3 separate regions of the Homo sapiens genome follow, and regions 1 and 2 are each linked to region 3. A link is a contact called in ENCODE Hi-C data. All regions are on one chromosome and are shown on one strand. The core of a region is the stretch at or near the end of the contact, and the rest is flanking DNA. Distances in the headings are between cores, read along the strand shown.

Region 1 (3,207 bases), core at 145-2,644, 1.4 Mb before region 3:
TGGGGCTACAGGTGTGCCTGGAATGTTTCTTTACTTTTTGTTTGCATTAGAAATATTTCCCCACCTCATTCCATTTTCCATCTCTCTTAATTTTCTAAAATACACGTGTTTTCTAAAACCAGGTCTAAACCCCACCTACAGCTAAAATCCTCCAATAACTTCCCATGACTTTGGTGATAAAATAAAAAATCATTAGCAGAATTGAGAAATCCTTCCTGATCTGACTCTTAACTTCTCTCCCCCAAGTGGCATGAAAGCATCATTTGGATTCTGAATTCCATGACACCAGGTATCAAGTTTTCTACCAGTCAGAATCACTACTTATTTACAGACCATATTTACAGAGGGAGACAATATGGAGAGGTTCTTGCTCTATTCTTGCCATAACACCATGTCTTCAATTTCACAACTAGATATATAGTTCCTATCCCTCTAATTCCCTTCTCCTCTCCAGCGCTTTTTCACTTGATCAACACCTAGCTGATTCTAGCCTCAGCAAAGACCTCACCTGCTGTATGTAGGCCGGCTCTGCCGTTTCCAGAATGGGTTAAGTATGCTCTCTTGTGTGTCCATATCTACCTGTGCTTTCCTATATCCAGATCTCCAACAGCCCCTGTTGTAACATCCTTGTCATCACCATCTCACAGCTCTTACCACTGTAAGCTCCTTGGGGCCAGTGACTGTGTTTTTATTTCTGTATTACTAAGGTGAATATACAAGGCAGGAATTTAATATTAGCTAGTTCATTTGATCCTGCCAAACCTCTGTAATTAAGGAAGCAGAAAAGGTCCCATAGTCTCATTCAATAGGTGGCTGAGGTTTAGAGAGTTTTGTATCCTGTCCAAGGTCTTACAGCTAGTTAGAAACAGAAACTAAATTCTCAACTTGAGTCCTGTATTCTTTCTACTATTCTCCCTCTCAATCCCTCTCTCTCTTTCTCTCTCTCTCTCTTTCTCTCCCTCTCTCTCTCTCACACACACACACACACACACACATACACGCTTACATGTTTCTACCATCGTGAATGAATTCTAGGTCAAGTTTATGATGTTAACCAGATATTCCAACCACTATGTGTTGATATGACTCTAAAAAGAAAAAGATTTCTGAAAGCATTTTGCGAGGCATTTATAGAAGTAAGAGATATTTTCATTTTATCACCGCAACCTCCATTAAAAATTGGAGACTATTATTCCTGGAGACTTCAGAATTTTCTTTGGAAATATCTCCCAATTCAAAAGGAAGTCTGACACAGCCTCATAAAAATCTATGTCGTAATAGGTGCTGTGTCACTGAAAACCACTGAAAAGACAGGGTTAAGAACACAAAGTGAGCTGCACACCATATATGGAGAAACCCGTTTCTTAAAACTAGTGATGAACTCATGCTCTGTTCTGTTTTCTCAAAGCTGAAGTCGGCTAGGTTTGCAAAGCTGTGGGCTGAGCACTCAGGCAATCACACTCTCAGAAACTGCGGCGGCTCTGGACTGCAGCCTCCCAAGGCTCCATGCCAGACAAAGCATGCGTGTCACACTTGCTACAATAGCCTGGATGGTTTCTTTTGTCTCCAATTATTCACACACAGCAAATATTTTGCCAGATATCGAAAATGAAGATTTCATCAAAGACTGCGTTCGAATCCATAACAAGTTCCGATCAGAGGTGAAACCAACAGCCAGTGATATGCTATACATGGTAAGGAAAATATCATTAATTGTGGCGTCAGTCAGTCAGAAACAACTAATGTGTATTGACTTTGGTGTTAATACCTTCGTAATACTGAATGATTTTTTTTTCATTGTGATTAATGTATGCAGTAAATTCACAGTCTGTGATCAAAACACATCCAGTTTAGCTCTGTCTACCCAACTGTTGTTATAAGCAAGTGCCACAGCACATTTTACTTCTCTTTGGACACTTCCTGTTTTCTGGTTTTCAGTGGATTTTACTTCTCTTTTTGTTATCTTCCTCCCTGTTAATTTTTGTGATTTGGTTTTCTTTTTTTTTTTTTTTTTTTGTCTCTAAATTTACTTTTTTTGCTGCTGACAAAGTACTGAGTTGCTCAGGTAGGCAGAATGGCATCTGGGGAAAGGATGGGATTTTGATTCAGTAAGGCTTGGGATTGAATTTCAGATCTGTGGCTTTAAGCTGGTTTTTAACCTTTCTGAACTTCTTAGGATATGGGCTGTTGTGGTTATGGAATAATGTTGTGAAACACGGCACACACTATTTTGCCCACAATTAGCCTTCAGTGAAATGTCAGTTTTCCTCACTTAGATTCTAAATTCCATGAAACTAAATTGTCACGTTTCCTACCAGCCCTACTCAGTGCTTGAAGACCATATTTATAGAGGACTCATATGCAGTGGTATCTTCTCTCCTTATCTCACCTCGTTTTCCATTCAAATTCCCACTGTACTCACCCCAGTTACATTTCAGATGAACCCCCTATTGTTTAATGTTTATTTTTGCAGACTTGGGACCCAGCACTAGCCCAAATTGCAAAAGCATGGGCCAGCAATTGCCAGTTTTCACATAATACACGGCTGAAGCCACCCCACAAGCTGCACCCAAACTTCACTTCACTGGGAGAGAACATCTGGACTGGGTCTGTGCCCATTTTTTCTGTGTCTTCCGCCATCACAAACTGGTATGACGAAATCCAGGACTATGACTTCAAGACTCGGATATGCAAAAAAGTCTGTGGCCACTACACTCAGGTAAGGATCTGCCCTATATTATCTTGAAACTGTCTTTTCAAGTATGAGGAGAAAAATTGTACTATGAAGTTAAGAAAATGTATAGTATGCTAGTATACCTGTAAATATAAGGGAGTTAAATAGAACAGCCTCCAAGAACAGAAAATAATGCTTGAAAAGTTTAGTTGTGTGAACTAAACACATAATAGGTAATATGTGAGGCCCACCAACTTGGACAGGCTTTGAACAATTCCTGTAACAGCTATTCTCCCATAGGACTTTATTCCATTTGTGAGAAATCAAAGAACCTTATGAGTGAAAGGATTTTCAGGTTCCAGCTGTAGCATGAGTTTTAAATGAAATTTGAGCCAATTGTTTTGGGACTATAAAATTGGAAGAAACAAGACTCTCAGACAGAAACATCAATAAGAACTGATGCTTCCACAACCTCTCATTCTCTCAAACATCGACTGAAAACCTACTGTGTGCCATGCACTAGGCACCACGCA
Region 2 (2,872 bases), core at 116-2,615, 1.5 Mb before region 3:
TATATAAATGTATGTGTGTATATGTATGTGTGTATATGCCTATAGATATCTTTATATCCAGGAAGAGACATATATATATAGACACATGTAGATGTATATAACTGTATTGATTTATCTATCTGTATACCTACACACACACATATACACACACACACACACGTATATATGTTCATGTCTTTGGGTGTGGGATATCAGAAGCTCAGTTTGGACTATGTATGTGATATGAAAGTAGTATATACAGCAATTCTCCATTAGCTGGTAGTAGACTAGAAATATATTATCTATTGCCCAGTAGAATTTCCATTAGGATCCTTGCATTTTTCGTTTTCTTATAATCTAATTTTCTGCTTTTTATTTTTAAAAAGATAGTAGCTGCATCAAAGTAGTTTGTTTTGGTTTTTGTTTTTTGTGTCAAGGTTGACTATGGCGGATCATTCAGCAGATGTAAGTACGTGTTCACTTGAATTAAACAGCATTGTAAACAACTTCAAATTACTAAGTAAAGGTATTTATTTGAAACATAGAAATACTAAAAAAAATTAATGTCATGGGGAAAAATGCTGGTTTATTACAGAATATCAATATAACTGATGTAATGAATTTAAAACATTAAGCCAAATGACGTTGATTTATATTGCATTGCAGGTAAAATAGACAATCAAATGTACTCTGTCCATCCCAGTCTCAGTGTATCAATTAAAGCAACTCTTGGAGTCTACCAGTCACCATACAGTGGCTCTGTTCCAAACTATCAAAAAGGGAAGATTTTGTCAAGAGGAACTACTTGGCTACATTTTCCAAGCATCTATTGTTATCTATCTAAGCATTCGGTCTCTTCAGACGAAAAAACAGAAGGAAATTATTAAATGTTTGACAAGTTGATAATTTAGGATCACTGTATGTCACTGTATAAGAATTGCCTATTCTTACTCTATTCCCAATCTCTGAGGGAAGTGGCAATATGATTCTAGATTATTTAGAACAATAAAAATCTATACACGGAAGCTGCGTCTAAGAAACGAATATATAGTGCTTTGCACTCGACTGGCCCATTGTCAGCATCCCGCACTTGTTCTTTACCTAACTTGTGTGGCTTGCATATTGCAATCTGTATTACAATCCAGACGCGCTCTGCAGATTACAGATTGGATCCACAGAAAGCAGTTTGGATGGTTGAAATTCCCTCCACCAGAGGGCGACTCAGAGCTTTCCCCTGTAGCTCAGAGCTTTGTGGAAGGGGAACCCTGCTGCCTGTTCTTCCCCACAGCGACACTGACAAGTTGATCCAGCCGCGCTGGGCTCGAGCCTGTGCGGCAGGATGGAGCCAAGGGAGAGCGTGGTGCGGGGGCGTGGGGAAATCGGGTTGCCCCAGCCGTTACTGGTCCGCGCAGTCAGGGCATCCTCCGCATCCTCCACATCCTTCCATGGCTCTGAAGAATAAATTCAGTTGTTTATGGATCTTGGGTCTGTGTTTGGTAGCCACTACATCTTCCAAAATCCCATCCATCACTGACCCACACTTTATAGACAACTGCATAGAAGCCCACAACGAATGGCGTGGCAAAGTCAACCCTCCCGCGGCCGACATGAAATACATGGTGAGAAAGAACCAGGGCTGGGCTCTTAAATCCCTGACTCATCCTGAGGTATCTGGGTGATAAATTTCACGGACTTAACTTGTACTAATTCAATCCGGACTTTACATATATGCAGTTAAAAAGAAAAAAATTCACACCTTGGTTGGGCTGTCTCCTCCAGAGTCATAGGAGTGAACAAGAAAGGAAGACTTGAAGCTGTTCCTTGCCTCTTGCGGGGAAGGTGGGGATGCTGGAGCAGTGTTTGGAAGTTGCTTTGTTGCACCACTAAAGTTATAAGTACTGAACACAGGATTATTTTGTTTTCTTTCTTCCATTTTTTAGCTAGCAATTTCCACCCCCCACAACCAAGATACAAGATACCAAAGAAATAGCCCAGGAATGGAGATTCTCTTGTTCTCTTACTTATTTTTATATCATATGAATCCAAGATCAAAACAACACTTCATGTGTAGTATTATTTGAAAAAAATACAGTACTCTATTGAAGAATAAGCATAAAAAGCATTGGATTATTAAATAATCCATAGAATTTACAAAATTTTAAATACTTGACTATGAATTGTATGATTGGAAATTTCCCTTGCATTGTAACTTTTTCTTGTTTATAAATGCATCACTATGAGCATAAACGTTGATAGTATTAGTCTATTTTATGTGCTATGCAGATGTAGATACAGTATAACTCATATCTATTCCAGCTTTCTTCTTTTCTATCCAGTGGAAAACAAAAGTAATTATAAAATCACAACTCAGGCATTAAAATAAGTTCAAAACTGTACTAGTCTACTGTATAAGAAAATTATATTTTGATGGAGAAAGATTCAAATATGTATCAGAAATGAAACAAGAATAAACTAATCTCTTTAATGCAGAATTGTTAAGATATTTTAATATATAATGTTTACCAGCTTGGGGTTGTCCAAGGCATAAATTAACTAGAAATAAATCTTCAACGGAATTCAGAAATACTAATATTAGTATTAATATGGTTGATGCCTTTAGAGTTTTATTGTAAATGTATGATAAAAAAGAGTAAATGTGGGGTTAAATATAATAAATGTTCTTTATATTTCTTTTGTACTCATTGACTATTTAAAGCAAAATATGATAACAATGAATTGTGGAGTTTATAATAATGTAGAAACTAAACACATTATAACCAATGCATAAAAAATGAAGTGAAGTGTCAATAGAATTATTCTGCTGAAAGTTCCTTATATTGTTAAGAATCACAATAATATTTCTGGATGGACCGTGAGAAGTTAAGAATGCATA
Region 3 (3,035 bases), core at 484-2,983:
TCCAAGTGATTTTGCAATTTCATCAGGACAGGCCTCCAGCAAGTACTGCTTTCAGCACAGTACTTAGCCTATACCAGTATCAATCAATATTTGTTAAATACATTCGGAGAAATGCATTAAAAATTTATGATACGAACTTTAGATCAAATCTGCAAACAAATACCTATTGTGTGAGTCAAATTATATTTTTGTTCCCTATAATCACAACCTTATTCGCTCCTTCTTTCAGTCAATTGTCCAAGGTACCCAAGCAAGCACTGTGAGTTTCAAAGACTCATGTGATGCAGGTCTGGTCTCAAAGGTAACACAGAACCAAAAGAGCAAAGAAAACTACAATGCAGAGGAGAAAGGACCCAGAGAAATACTGACAAAGTATCAGTGACAATGGACGAGAGCGATGACCCCAGGAGTACTGGGGGAGACCACTTAGTACTTCACAACATTCTTTGTAGCTTGGCATGCAGTTCTGAAACTATGTTAGATTCTCCCTTTCAAAATCTATCACCCAATTCTTTCTTGAAAAACGTGAGTCAAAGTACAGCCAACTTTGTGGCTGTCCTATTTGAATTCTTGGCATTTTATGAGGAGAGTTTTAAAACAGGTTAATTGGAAAAGTCAAGAACTAAATACGACGATTTTCGCTGCCCGGGTTAAAAAATTACTAACTGCCCCCGCCCCACCCCCCCACCCCCCAAAAAAAATTCTGTACCGAAAAGCATTTATAAAGGGAAAATGTGCTTGGTTTGCAGACTGCAAATAAAACAGGTTAAACATTTTGGGTAGCCATTTAAGTAAAAATCGTTTAACAAATGTCCTGGCTTAGAAGGGGGAAAGGGATCCGCCGGTTTAGAAAGCCCGCCCCCGCCCCCAGGGGGTGCCTACGTGGAGCTCCTGAATCTGGCTCTGGAGAACCCAGAATGTGATTCGCAGGACCTGTCGCATAATTTCACAACCAAGCATTCTTGCATTCTTCTTTGTACCTGAATCGTAGAAAGTTCTGGAAAAAGCTAGGAGTAAGTGATTGACATTCCCTGCTGTTCCTTCAACATAGAGGGGTTCGGTGCTGGGTGGGCAGACACCACCAAACAATGGGGATGCCAGGAGCCCGGTACGGCGGCAGGAGCAGTACCCTGGGCTCGGGGGGATGTAGAAGCCCCATTCCACCCCTAGGGGACAGAACCCAGTAAGGTCGCCCTCGGTGCTCACCACACTCCGGGCAGAGGGGGCCCTGAGACTCCGACCCCCACCCCAGAGAGAGCCTGCCGCTGGACGAGGGGACCGACGGCTGCTAAGAGGCGGATTAGCAGAAACGCGAAACTCACAACCCGCCTCTCTCCCAGAGAAACCAGTATGGAGAAATTAAAGGTCATATAAGATTATTTACCTGCCCCGCGGGCCTGGGATCCCAGGGCATGGCCTGGACGGCCTCGGGGACAAGGGCAGGTGTGTTTGGGGGATAAGAGAGAGAAAATCTGGGGCGCAGGGATGAGAAGGCTGGCAGGGGCACAAATGCGGACCGGGATGGGGATGTCGGAGGAGACCGGGGCGCGCCGGCCGGGCGACAGCACGACCCCGGGAGGCGGTGGAAACCCCCTGCAACTCCCGCCCCGGGGTTGGCGGCGCCGCGGAACCGCCCCACCGCCCCTACTCACTTGAGTCGGAGGCGGGAGCACGTACCGCAGGCGGAGCTAGCGAGGCTGGGCTGGAGGGAGGGTCCAGGGAGTCCGAGATCCCAGGCGAAGCGCGCGCCGGTGCCTTTTAAAGAGCGCTCGGTGGGCGCGGCCTGTGTCCGCCCCGCCCTCCTCCCAGCCCCGCCCGCCGGATTCCCGGAGCCGCTTGCCGGGCTGGGGCGTGTAGCGGGCGGGCTGCCCTCTGCCCGCTCCGGGCTAGCCACCAGGAGACAAAAGGCAGGAGGCCCGCCTCTTCCTGCAGCTTCCCGCCCGCCCGGCATCTTCCCACGTCCCGGGACCGCTCCCTCCCAAAGGGACCCGGCAGTTCCAAAAGCCACTGGGACTTGGAGAGGGACTTCCTTCCCCTCCAGGGAGGCCCGGCGGCGGGACGGTCCCGCTGGAAAGTGGCCCCCGCCGCCCTGCGTCGGACCTGTCCACCGCGAGCGCCGATCCCCCTCTTCGCGGAGACAGTCATGGGCCGGGAGGCTCCAGCAGTAGAAAGTCAGCCAAACGGGGCTTTCCGCCACCTCCCCCTTGCCTTGTCCTTGTCAGTAAACTCAACGTGATTAACTTCCCTAGTTAACGCATATTCTCTCGTCCGATTTCCAGCTTCTGGGAATCCACAACTTCTTATTCTTAAAGAGCAAAATTCATCTAGACTAAATAAATGACGTTACGAAAACGCCCCATTCCCAAAGTGTTTCGCTCTTCCCCTCCACCAGGGCACAGCACGCGATGCTGAGGGGGAAGAAACCTAAACCCAGGCAGAAACCCCGGGCGCCACAGGCCCTGTATTTATATGTGTTGATGTCAGAAAAGCACAAGGATACCGTGACATCCGAAGGGACCTAATGCCTAAGCTACAGGATGATTTATTGTTTTAGATGAAAAGGAAAATAAACAATGCAATCTCTATCTGGTTCATATTCTAGGCCTCCTCATGACCTCTCCTGCCAGAAGCAATGATCCCGGAGAACTGATACTTGCGGAGTGGGGAGTTCAAAAAAGTCAGTGACCAAAACCCCCTCATGCCATAAATGCTATTGCCTCCTCTGGTCCAGAGTTTCTCATCCTCCACACCATTGACATCTTGGGCTGGATAATTCTTTATTGTAGGGGGCTGTCCTGTGCATTGTAGGAGGCCTCCACCCACTAGATGCCAGTTGCAACCTGCCCCCGACGTTGTGACAATCAAAAAGTCTCTGGACATTGCCAAATGCCCTCTTGGGGAGAGGGCAGGGAGCACATATCCGCATGACAACGTACAGAACCGACTTATAATATTATTATTGTTTTATTTTATATGCTGGGGCCAATCCAGGATAAACTCATTATAGCTGCCTTGTTCTCTGTCCACCAAGTACT

Evidence for each region. A loop is a pair of places that touch in the nucleus more often than their neighbours do. Pooled maps may share reads with other maps.
Region 1: a loop to region 3 is called in a pooled map, with 3 times the contacts of the local background. The contact joins the promoter of GLIPR1 here to the promoter of CSRP2 in region 3. A Hi-C loop is called at or near these places in 4 of 50 pooled maps.
Region 2: a loop to region 3 is called in a pooled map, with 2.9 times the contacts of the local background. The contact joins the promoter of GLIPR1L1 here to the promoter of CSRP2 in region 3. A Hi-C loop is called at or near these places in 4 of 50 pooled maps.

What each region holds. Positions count from the first base shown.
Region 1 is chr12:75,479,361-75,482,567 of GRCh38, forward strand. GLIPR1 (GLI pathogenesis related 1) reads left to right here and starts at 1,395. Exons shown (of 6, transcript NM_006851.3): 1 at 1,395-1,694; 2 at 2,474-2,719. The coding sequence starts at 1,521.
Region 2 is chr12:75,333,305-75,336,176 of GRCh38, forward strand. It overlaps GLIPR1L1 (GLIPR1 like 1), which reads left to right and starts at 1,366. Exons shown (of 6, transcript NM_001304964.2): 1 at 1,366-1,598. The coding sequence starts at 1,425. It also overlaps a transcript of CAPS2 not described here. RefSeq lists a silencer at 1,103-1,212.
Region 3 is chr12:76,877,286-76,880,320 of GRCh38, forward strand. CSRP2 (cysteine and glycine rich protein 2) reads right to left here and starts at 1,734. Exons shown (of 6, transcript NM_001321.3): 1 at 1,653-1,734. LOC124902971 (a long non-coding RNA gene) reads left to right here and starts at 1,074. Exons shown (of 2, transcript XR_007063380.1): 1 at 1,074-1,365; 2 at 2,603-3,035. RefSeq lists silencers at 1,494-1,923, 1,954-2,003.